Linked DNA regions of Homo sapiens: region 2 is linked to region 1. A link is a loop called in an ENCODE intact Hi-C map of the cell type or tissue named here. Cell type or tissue: gastrocnemius medialis. All regions are shown on one strand. Region 1 has its middle 5.5 kb from the start of FGF6. Region 2 overlaps FERRY3 (FERRY endosomal RAB5 effector complex subunit 3).

Region 1 (5,000 bases):
GGGACCCCTATGGATGTGAAGTGATAGAGAAAAGAGTAACAGGTGGAAGAGGCCTCTCTCCATGGACCCCTCTTGCAAATAGTTGGCCAACAGCCTTTGGGGATTGTCAATCACTCTCGCTGGATGAGCCAAGATCCAGTGGAGGTGAGTGGGAAAATACGTTAATGTCTATCTCCTCCCACAACAGGGTCCTTGTCCCCAAGGGGGATACCACAAAATACAGATTTGTCAGATTTGGCAATGCTTAGCCACACCAACCTTCCGCATCATCTGCATGGCAGAACTCCCTCCGTCACATCAGGTGGTTGCTCTCTGTGACTGCTGTGTGTTACATAATCAGGATCAAATGCCTGATGGGTGACCAAAAGGGAAAGCACATAAAACTCAGATGAGCCTCATCCACGTAGATTGTGAAAAGCTGTGCTTACTTGTACTTTTTACATTTGGTTTTGAAAAACTAGCATTTGCCTTTTTCTATAGATAATTTGGAAAATGTGGAAAATGATAAGGTGGAAAACAAAATAGCTGTTTGTGCTTAGTGTCTTTGTCTCTTTTGTCTCAAAGTCTGTCTTTGTGTGAGCTTGGCACAGCGGCCTTGAAGCCTCCCTGTATCTCCTCCCCATCTTGCTCAGACAGGCAGCTCTGCACCTATCCCTGGTTTTTTTAGTGGTAGAGATTGCTCACAGGATTTAATCGGCATGAGATGGACATGTGTAGAGATGAGGATCGAGGAAGGATTCCTGCCCTAGGCCTGAGCAAAGAGGGACATTTGCAGCTCATAAACTTGCTACATGAGGGAGAATTCAAGAGAAACAGTTTCAACTGATCAACAGTGTCCAGGTTGGACTTCCGCAAAGACAAGGCAGCCATTATCTTGCTAGCTATTCCCTGGGGAAACCTAAACTTTGTACTTTCCTAGTAGAACTCAACTTTTCCCAGGCCTCACCCACTTACACAGTGGGAGCCATTAACAGTTATAATCCACATTTCCCTAGTTCTTGCTTCTTCCAACTCATGTGGAACTTCACCCCACTACAAACCACCCCCAAGATATTTCTGCAGTTTCAGAGCATGTCTCACATATGTTCACGAGCATGTGACTGCTTCTGCCTGGGCACATTGCCAGGCACCTGCGTGGATCTCCCTGTTCTCCAGCCTTTCCACCTCCTGCTGGGCAGCCCGGGGGTGTTCCCTTTCTCACTATAGCTCAGCACCTGAAGCCCTCAAGGAGCCAGAACTGCTTTATGTTCTGTTTCAAAGCCAGGAAGAATACCTTAGTCCCCGTCTTCATGTTATACCTATTAAGGAAATACCTGGCCAGTACTACTCATGCCCTGGCAATCTGCTGATTTGAAGTTCTTTTCAGACTCCTTGCCCTGCAAAGGACTCAGTCTTGTTATGGGTTAAGCTGATCAGGTGGGATTCCCATTTCCTTCCATGTGGATTATTTTTCTGGAGGCCCCTCAACCCCTCAGACAAATACACTTCTGCTGGGGCCGGCCTATCTGCATTGTCTATATGTGTCTGAATCCTGGCTTGAGTTCAGACTGGAGACCCTGCCCCACTCCCAGAGACCCCTACAATGGGGAGGGAAGGAGCCCCTGAACACGCAGCTTTGTGGTCTGGTTGGTCACCAAGTATTTGCAGAGTTTTCTGGGAGAAAGATTCTCCTCTCCACACTAGCAGTCATCTTCTTGCGTTAAAGTGCTTCTTGATCTATCCCTTCAATCTGAGCCCCATGTGGCTGTGTCTCTCAGCATGACTTCCTATCTCCTAGCGCTGTCTTTCTTCTCTGTCTCACTCATGCTCTTCCCTTCCCCCTCCTTACTATGCTCCAGCCATAGATGCAAGTCTAGAGGCTCAGCCAACTGCCAAGAAAGCAGCGCCTCAGGGCTGGCTGACCACCACGGCCACACATCTCAGCTGAATCTGCAAAGGGGCAGAGGAGTCAGATAACTTTCTGGAACTTCGGAACCTAAGGGATTTTGGCTCCGCTCAGAGTTTTGCGGTTTCTCAGATTTGCCTCTCATGATCATCGTCTAATAATACCTGCTGCATGCTGAGGCGGGCATGCACCCTGCCAGCCACCATGCAAAGTTATGTAAAAGACTCAGCCCTTAGTGGCAGGCTCCCCAGTGTGACACAAAAAGGCCCTCCCTGTCCTGACCTCTCCCGGCCTCTCCAGCTCCATCCCCTGCCTCTCCCTCTCTGGGAATTTTTGCTTCAGCAACCTCAAATGGCCTGTTGTTCCCAGGCATACTGTGTGCTGTTTCTGCCTCTTGTTTTTGCTCAAAGTGTCCTCCCTTTGCCTGGTGAATTGCTTCCCTTTTAAAGAGTCAGCTTAAATGTCACCTCTGGAAGTAATCCCTGACAACCTTCCACCTGTCTCTAAACTGGATTCAGTGGCCTGTTCCCCTCCCTGCTTTCCCTGCCTCATTGATATTTCACGTGATTATGTTTGTCACTGCCCTTACTGGGTTTATAACACTCTGACAACCCTGCCTCATTGATATTTCGCATGATTATCTCTGTCACTGCCCTTACTGGGTTTATAACACTCTGACAAGGTGCTGACTTTGATAGTGAAATCCTTAAGGCACCAATGGCGTCTTACCTGTCTCTGTATCTTCAGAACGGAGCACCGTGCCCGCCATGCAATACAGTTTATGAAATGTTTGAATAAGTGTTGTTGAATTAAAGGCTTTAAATCCATGGATTTCACTAGACGCGTTATTCTCAAACAAGGGCCAGCCCTCTGTAGAGGAGTGATCAGAATTTTGGTAGGAGTGGGATATTAATTTGAAAAAAGCACTTTCAATATAATGATTTGCATTTTGTCATTTAAAATAGTTACATTGAAGAATTCTGCTTTCACTATGATGGAGAAACTTGTATTGCACTTGCACTCCCGTAATAAACAAGAAGAAAATGGGACAAATGAAACAGCAGTTTTTAAACATTGGATAACAGGAAGCACAGGACTCTGACCCCTGAAAAAAAGGAAACAAATAAGATGGACCCCATGATCGCATCTTCTTTCTGCCTGGAGGCACTCTCCAGATCTCAGAGCAGGAAAGGAGAACCTACACAGAGTGCAGTGGTGACCGTGAGTGGAGGGTTCAGAGACTGAAGTTTGGCGAGGCTAAGGCAGTCACAATTTGCAAAGCAGAGGAAGCTGCGTAGAGAAAGGGCTGCAGAAATCGGTATATAGGTTTGCTCTTGTGTTTGTTGCTGAAAGCAAAGCCACACAAGTACGGATGAAACTCCATGAAATTAGGAAAAGCACTGCCAGAAAGCAGTGAGGTGAGCAATCCTGAGTGCTCACACGGGGCAGCTTTGTTCAGACCAGCCAGGTGGAGAGGACTAGATGTTCTCAGCGGAGAGTATTCAGTACAGACCCCAGAAGGGTCCTGTCTTGGTAATAGGGATAAATAGGCTCTGCAGGAACTGGATTTATTCTTTTGCCCCAAATAACGAGAACATCGCAAAAACACATCAAAGAACAGTTTTCAAGACATTAGACACCAGGCAACAAAGAACAGTGATTCTTGAGAAATGAGAAGCTGAGATGAATCCTACACTTCTACCAGCTGACTGATTTAAGAGAGATTTCAGGCATGATGCAGGGAGAAGAAACCTTGTTGGATCCTGGAAAACACCTTGAATTGAGGAGATGAAGCTGACTGAGAAAGACTAAGGCAAAGAGGGCTTTCAGGGAAGAGTACCAGAGAAGAGAGAGCTGCACAAAAAAAGAAGCTAGAGATGCATTGAGGGACCCCCCTCAAGTGGTCACAGAGTACTGATTAGCACATGTGTACACTACCTGAGGCTGGAGAAGGAACTAGGGAAAAAGATTAGAGGGAGCAGTATCTGGAGCTCGTACAAGACTGGAAACAGTACCTGTTCCCACCAGCCAGGCTAGAAAATATCCTCATTCCTGGGGTGTTGGGTTGAGTCTTGCCTCGCTAGTGGGGAATAATTATCCTCAGACCAAATGCTGCTCTGATCCCACCTAACAAATACTATAAGCAAACACAAAAAGGATCAATCTGTTTTCAAGTATATTAAATGCACTCTAGGAAAAAATTCAAGAATATTTATAGAACATCAGGCCGGGTGCAGTGGCTAAGGCCTGTAATCCCAGCACTTTGGGAGGCTCAAGGCAGGCAGATCACAAGGCCAGGAGTTCAGGACCAGCCTGACCAACATGGTGAAACCCCACCTCTACTAAAAATACACAAATTAGCCTGGCGTGGTAACGTATGCCATAATCCCAGCTACTCAGGAGGTTGAGGCAGGAGAATTGTTTAAACCCGGGAGGCGGAGGTTGCAGTGATCTGAGATCATGCCACTGCACTCCAGCCTGGGTGACAGAGTGAGACTCCATCTAAAAAAAGAAAAAGAAAAAGAAAAGGAAATAGAAATAAAATACATACAGCCCTGAACAGGGCAAAATTTTTATATTAAATTGACATATAGTAAAAAATGCCAAGTCATGCAGAGAGGTAGGATAATATGAGTCATAATGAGGAGAATAATAATAAAGTTGAAACCAACCTGGAATTAACACAGATGTTAGAATTAGCAGACAGAGACATTAAAACGGTTATCATAACTGTATTTAATATGTTCAAAAAGTTAAAGAGAAGAAATGTTAAGTAGAGACATGGAAGATGTAAAAAAGATCCAAATTAAACTTCTGAAGATAAAAAGTACAATGCTTGAGATGAAAAATACACTGGACAGGTTTAATGACAGGTTGGACATTACAGTAGAAAGCATTAGTGAAAGTGAAAACATAACCATAGAAACTTTTCAACATGAATCACAGAGAAAAAAATAATCTAAAAAATGAACAGAACAGACTTCTGGGTTATGGTCCGGTATATAAGTAGCTTGAAAGTTGTCATTTGATCCTAACAACAAGTAAAAGCCCAAACACACTAAAAAATAATCAACACTTTTTCTCAAATTTGTTAGAGAGATGATGTCATATGAGC
Region 2 (5,000 bases), 56 kb after region 1:
AGGCTGAGGCAGGAGAATCGCTTGAACCCGGGTGGCAGAGGTTGCAGTGAACTGAGATCGCACCACTGTGCTCCAGCCTGGGCGACAGAACGAGGCTTCGTCTCAAAACAAACCAACAAAATAATTAAGTTTAACACTGGAAAACGTCTGTGAAAGTGTATTATATAGGTACAAAGTGTTGTTTCAAAGTGATATAATGACATATACTAAAATCATAGATTTAAAACATAAATTCCTATGGTGTGCATTATAAAACATCTTTTGGTATAAGAAAACAGTAATTTAAAATAAAAAGAAATACTTACCAGGTAAAACATTTAAATAGTTCCTCTCAGCATTCTTAGTCTTATCATCATTTCCTCCATTTTGGTTTCCAGAATCTATTCATAAGACAATGCAATATGAAAGAACATAACAACATATGAGAATATGTTACTATGACTGCTCCCAAAAGAATCACAACAACAGCAAAAATTCACTAAGGGCATCTATGTGCCAGGCATTCTGCTATATGCTTTACATGGATGATGTCATTTAATTCTTACAAAACCTCTATAACCACAGCCCTGGGAGGTAAGTCCTACTACTATGTCCATTTTATGTATGAGGAGACAGAGGCTTGGATGGGTTAACTAACTTAACCAAGCATGCACAGATAAGTAGTGGAGCCAGGTCTTTAATTCACATACTCAGATTATAAGTCCTATGGTATTACCCATATTAGACATGCCAGTATCCTATTTTTCATCTGGGAGGTTCAGGGCACCAAGTTAACCACATATAAAATAACTTCATTAGATAGTTGTGGTGTGGCCATCTTTATTTTTAGAATCTGAGTCACTGTTGTTGATATAACTTGTTCAGGGCTACAAATAAATGGCTAGTGGGACCAGGAATCACTGTATATTCACCCCATTCCTAAAATTTATTTCTTACCTGACGCTATATACAATTATAACAGATAGGTGAAACTGTTTCAAATGAAACAGCTTTTTTTTCAGATATTTAACAGTTTTTCTTCTTTTTTGAAGGCACGCTATTTCTTAGAAGAATAAATAAAATAAACATTATGATTGAATATACATTATAAAGACTGAATGCAAATTATTTTACATATATATTTTAATAAAAGAGACATCTAAAGTTTATAAGAATTCCATCAGAACTCACAAATGCAAACTGAATATTAGCCTTCAAAGTAGCTATCTTTAAGAGATTGCATATTTATTCCAATTAAAAACTATTTTGGAATCTATTTTGGAATGGCCTTTAGCATCAGAAAATCACATGAAAACAGACCTTCAAACAAGTAAACAGCAAATATCAAAATATTATAGTTTTAAAAGAGATCTGAATAAAAGTAACAATATTTTTATCCAGTGACTTTGATAAATTGATTTATAACACTGTACTTTGTAAATGCACATATTTTATAAATCAAGAGTCAGAGAGATAGAAGGCTTTGATGCTAGAATCCATATTTAATGAATTATCGTTTCTAATATAGAGCCATGTGATTTGATAGGCTTTGAATAGATGTCTAATCGTAGCATAGATTATAAGGAACAATAAAGAAGGACTCTAATCTTGTTCACATGGAGTATGAACAAATAGAATCTCTGTTAAGTAAACGAGAGAGAACAGTTCATAGTCCATTTCCCTTTCCATGTTTTCATGGCAATACCTTGTTTAGTAATAGTAAGAAGATGGCTAGTTTTATTTTTTTTAAATGTATATAAATGTGTATAAACATTTTTGGCTTTTTATCATGGACCACAGAAATATGAAGATGTTAATATAACAACCATAGTAAGAAAAATAATGGAATGTCTTAGAATAAACAAGTAATTGCATATCAGGATGTAAACATGCAGAACACACATGTAGGCGTGCACAGAAAAAGATGGAGAAGGTATTTTCACAAAGTCCTTCTATAACAACATGCAGCTTTAAGAAAGTCTTTTATAAACCTACTTGCATCACTGACTCACTGAAACCACAAAGTAGTTGCTTGAACAAGAACAAAATAAAATCATGATATACACGCACTGCCTTAGCCGTATGTGGTTTAAAAACTTCCTGTCATTGACTGCACACTTTCTATCTCTCATAAATATACTTAGAATCCTCCTCCTCCTTCCACACCTGTCATGATCTCAATCTTCATGCTTTTAGTCACTACTAAGAATAAGGTTAAAATGTTTCTGATCACATTATTGCTAGTTTGTACGAGAAGAAGGAAGCTATTTTTACGTAATATGGATATGAGTTCTTTTTGCGAGGGTTGATAAAAGTAATAACAATTGGTAGAAGAATAAGAGGGTATACCGAGATTTTCTGAAAGGTTTTGTTAGGATATACTTCTATAGGGATTTTCTAATACTCAGCTGGCTCTGTTATATATAACACATATTGCCACAGCAAAACCTCCCTTTAGTGGGAATATAAACTGGTAGAAATACTATACAGAGTAATCGCCAATACTACGGAAAATTATAAACGTATGTGTCCTTTAACCCAGGAATTATCTTTAGGAATCTCTTCTGTAGATATGCTTACTGCTCACACACATGCACAATTATTCATATGCAAGGTTATTTACAATTAGTAGTCATTACTACTTATAGTAACAAAAAATAAGCAATAGATCAAATGTCTATTAGGAGGAGACTGATTAATAACAGGATATCCTGCAACAGACTACTATGCAACAGCATAAAAGTATGAGGATGGTCTTTATGGACTGATACGAAATGACCTCCAAGATAAATTACTCAGTGAAAAAGGCAGAGTACAGAATAGTGTTATGTAGAAAGCTGCCATTTATGTAAAAAAGGAAAATAAGTACACACATACACTTGCTTACACATACATAAACATCTGTCTGGAAGGTACATGTGAGATAGCACTGGGTACCTCTGAAGAGGGAAACTGGATGGCTGGGAACAGAGTTAGGGACACTTTCACTGTATGCTCTTTTGTACAGTTTGAATTGTGAATTTTGAGAGTGTTTTACCTATTTAAAAAATGATTAAAAACATATAAACTATTTTTTACAAGTTTATTGAATAGATAAAGAAACTGCAGTGAACCCTAGTCAAGTTATGCTAGTCAAGTTATGACTAGATAGCCACATTCTAGCTACGGGAGAAAGGAAAGAATTCTGTAATTTCTGGGAGAGAGGAAGATGGGAGATGGGAACAAAGACCCTTCAGAAAGGTCTTCCTTATATCAAGCAAAGATATAATATCTCTCTGCTACTGTACAACAGAAAATATATGCACCTAAAATACTACAATGGTTTCTTTAAACACAGCAGGTGCAAACAAAGAAAAGAAAGAAAAAAGCATTCAAAAGTACCAAACACAGATTTAAAGGTACAAACAGCCCCAATTTTAAAGCTTACCACATTTTATTTCCTGGGCACCAATATCAGGTTTTTATAAGAAATAATTAAATACTTGCCAGGTGCAGTGGCTCATGCCTGTAATCCCAGCACTTTGGGAGGCCAAGGTGGGCAGATCACATGAGGCCAGGAGTTTGAGAACAGTCTGGCCAACATGGCAAAACCCCGTCTCTATTAAAAATACAAAAATTAGCCAGGCACGGTGGTACACATCTGTAATCCCAGCTACTCAGGAGGCTGAGGCACGAGAATTGCTTGAGCCCAAGAGGCAGAGGTTGCAGGGACTGAGATCGTGCCACTGCATTCCAGCCTAGATGACAGAGTGAGACTCTGTCTCAAAAAAAAAAAGGAGAAATAATAAAATACTGTGTATGCATTCAAGCCAGACAAGAGGATGTTTGTGATTTTACATCTATGATACATGAAATATAAGAAAAACACAACTTAAAAAATATTTGAAATGACTATTACCCTAATATTTAGGTCCTGGGGGGAGGAGCCAAGATGGCCAAATAGGAACAGCTCCGGTCTACAGCTCCCAGCATGAGCGACGCAGAAGACGGGTGATTTCTGCATTTCCATCTGAGGTACCGGGTTCATCTCACTAGGGAGTGCCAGACAGTGGGCGCAGGTCAGTGGGTGCGCGAGCCGAAGCAGGGCGAGGCATTGCCTCACTTGGGAAGCGCAAGGGGTCAGGGAGTTCCCTTTCTGAGTCAAAGAAAGGGGTGACGGACGCACCTGGAAAATCGAGTCACTCCCACCCGAATATTGCGTTTTTCAGACCCGCTTAAAAAACGGCGCACCACGAGATTATATCCCACACCTGGCTCGGAGGGTCCTACGCCCACGGAGTCTCGCTGATTGCTAGCACAGCAGTCTGAGATCCAACTGCAAGGCGGCAGCGAGGCTGGGGGAGGGGCGCCCGCCATTGCCCGGGCTTGATTAGGTAAACAAAGCAGCCGGGAAGCTCCAACTGGGCAGAGCCCACCACAGCTCAAGGAGGCCTGCCTGCCTCTGTAGGCTCCACCTCTGGGGGCAGGGCACAGACAAACAAAAAGACAGCAGCAACCTCTGCAGACTTAAATGTCCCTGTCTGACAGCTTTGAAGAGAGCACTGGTTCTCCCAGCACGCGGCTGGAGATCTGAGAACGGGCAGACTGCCTCCTCAAGTGGGTCCCTGACCCCTGACCCCCGAGCAGCCTAACTGGGAGGCACCCCCCGGCAGGGGTACACTGACACCTCACACGGCAGGGTATTCCAACACATCTGCAGCTGAGGGTCCTGTCTGTTAGAAGGAAAACTAACAAACAGAAAGGACATCCACACCAAAAACCCATCTGTACATCACCATCATCAAAGACCAAAAGTAGATAAAACCACAAAGATGGGGAAAAAACAGAACAGAAAAACTGGAAACTCTAAAACGCAGAGCGTCTCTCCTCCTCCAAAGGAACGCAGTTCCTCACCAGCAATGGAACAAAGCTGGATGGAGAATGACTTTGACGAGCTGAGAGAAGGCTTCAGACGATCAAATTACTCTGAGCTACGGGAGGACATTCAAACCAAAGGCAAAGAAGTTGAAAACTTTGAAAAA

The links. Hi-C counts contacts between places; a loop is a spot of excess contacts. Peaks named below come from ENCODE experiments on the same cell type or tissue, not always from the same donor. Only the 100,000 strongest peaks of a DNase experiment are listed, where the experiment ranks them.
Region 2: a loop joins it to region 1, with 3 times the contacts of the local background. A loop is called at or near these places in 1 of 110 quality-filtered maps.

Annotation. Positions count from the first base shown.
Region 1 is chr12:4,448,833-4,453,832 of GRCh38, forward strand. No RefSeq gene overlaps it. Among named protein-coding and RNA genes, the nearest start is that of FGF6, 5.5 kb to the left of the region's middle. RefSeq lists an enhancer at 1,672-2,374 and a silencer at 1,991-2,285. In gastrocnemius medialis, no CTCF peak of the experiment used is centred here; DNase peaks (open chromatin) are centred at 289, 1,129 and 2,109; H3K27ac peaks cover 3,340 bases.
Region 2 is chr12:4,505,001-4,510,000 of GRCh38, forward strand. It overlaps FERRY3 (FERRY endosomal RAB5 effector complex subunit 3), which reads right to left. Exons shown (of 14, transcript NM_020374.4): 10 at 306-380. Among named protein-coding and RNA genes, the nearest start is that of FERRY3, 31 kb to the right of the region's middle. RefSeq lists an enhancer at 4,224-4,858. In gastrocnemius medialis, no CTCF peak of the experiment used is centred here; no DNase peak of the experiment used is centred here; H3K27ac peaks cover 697 bases.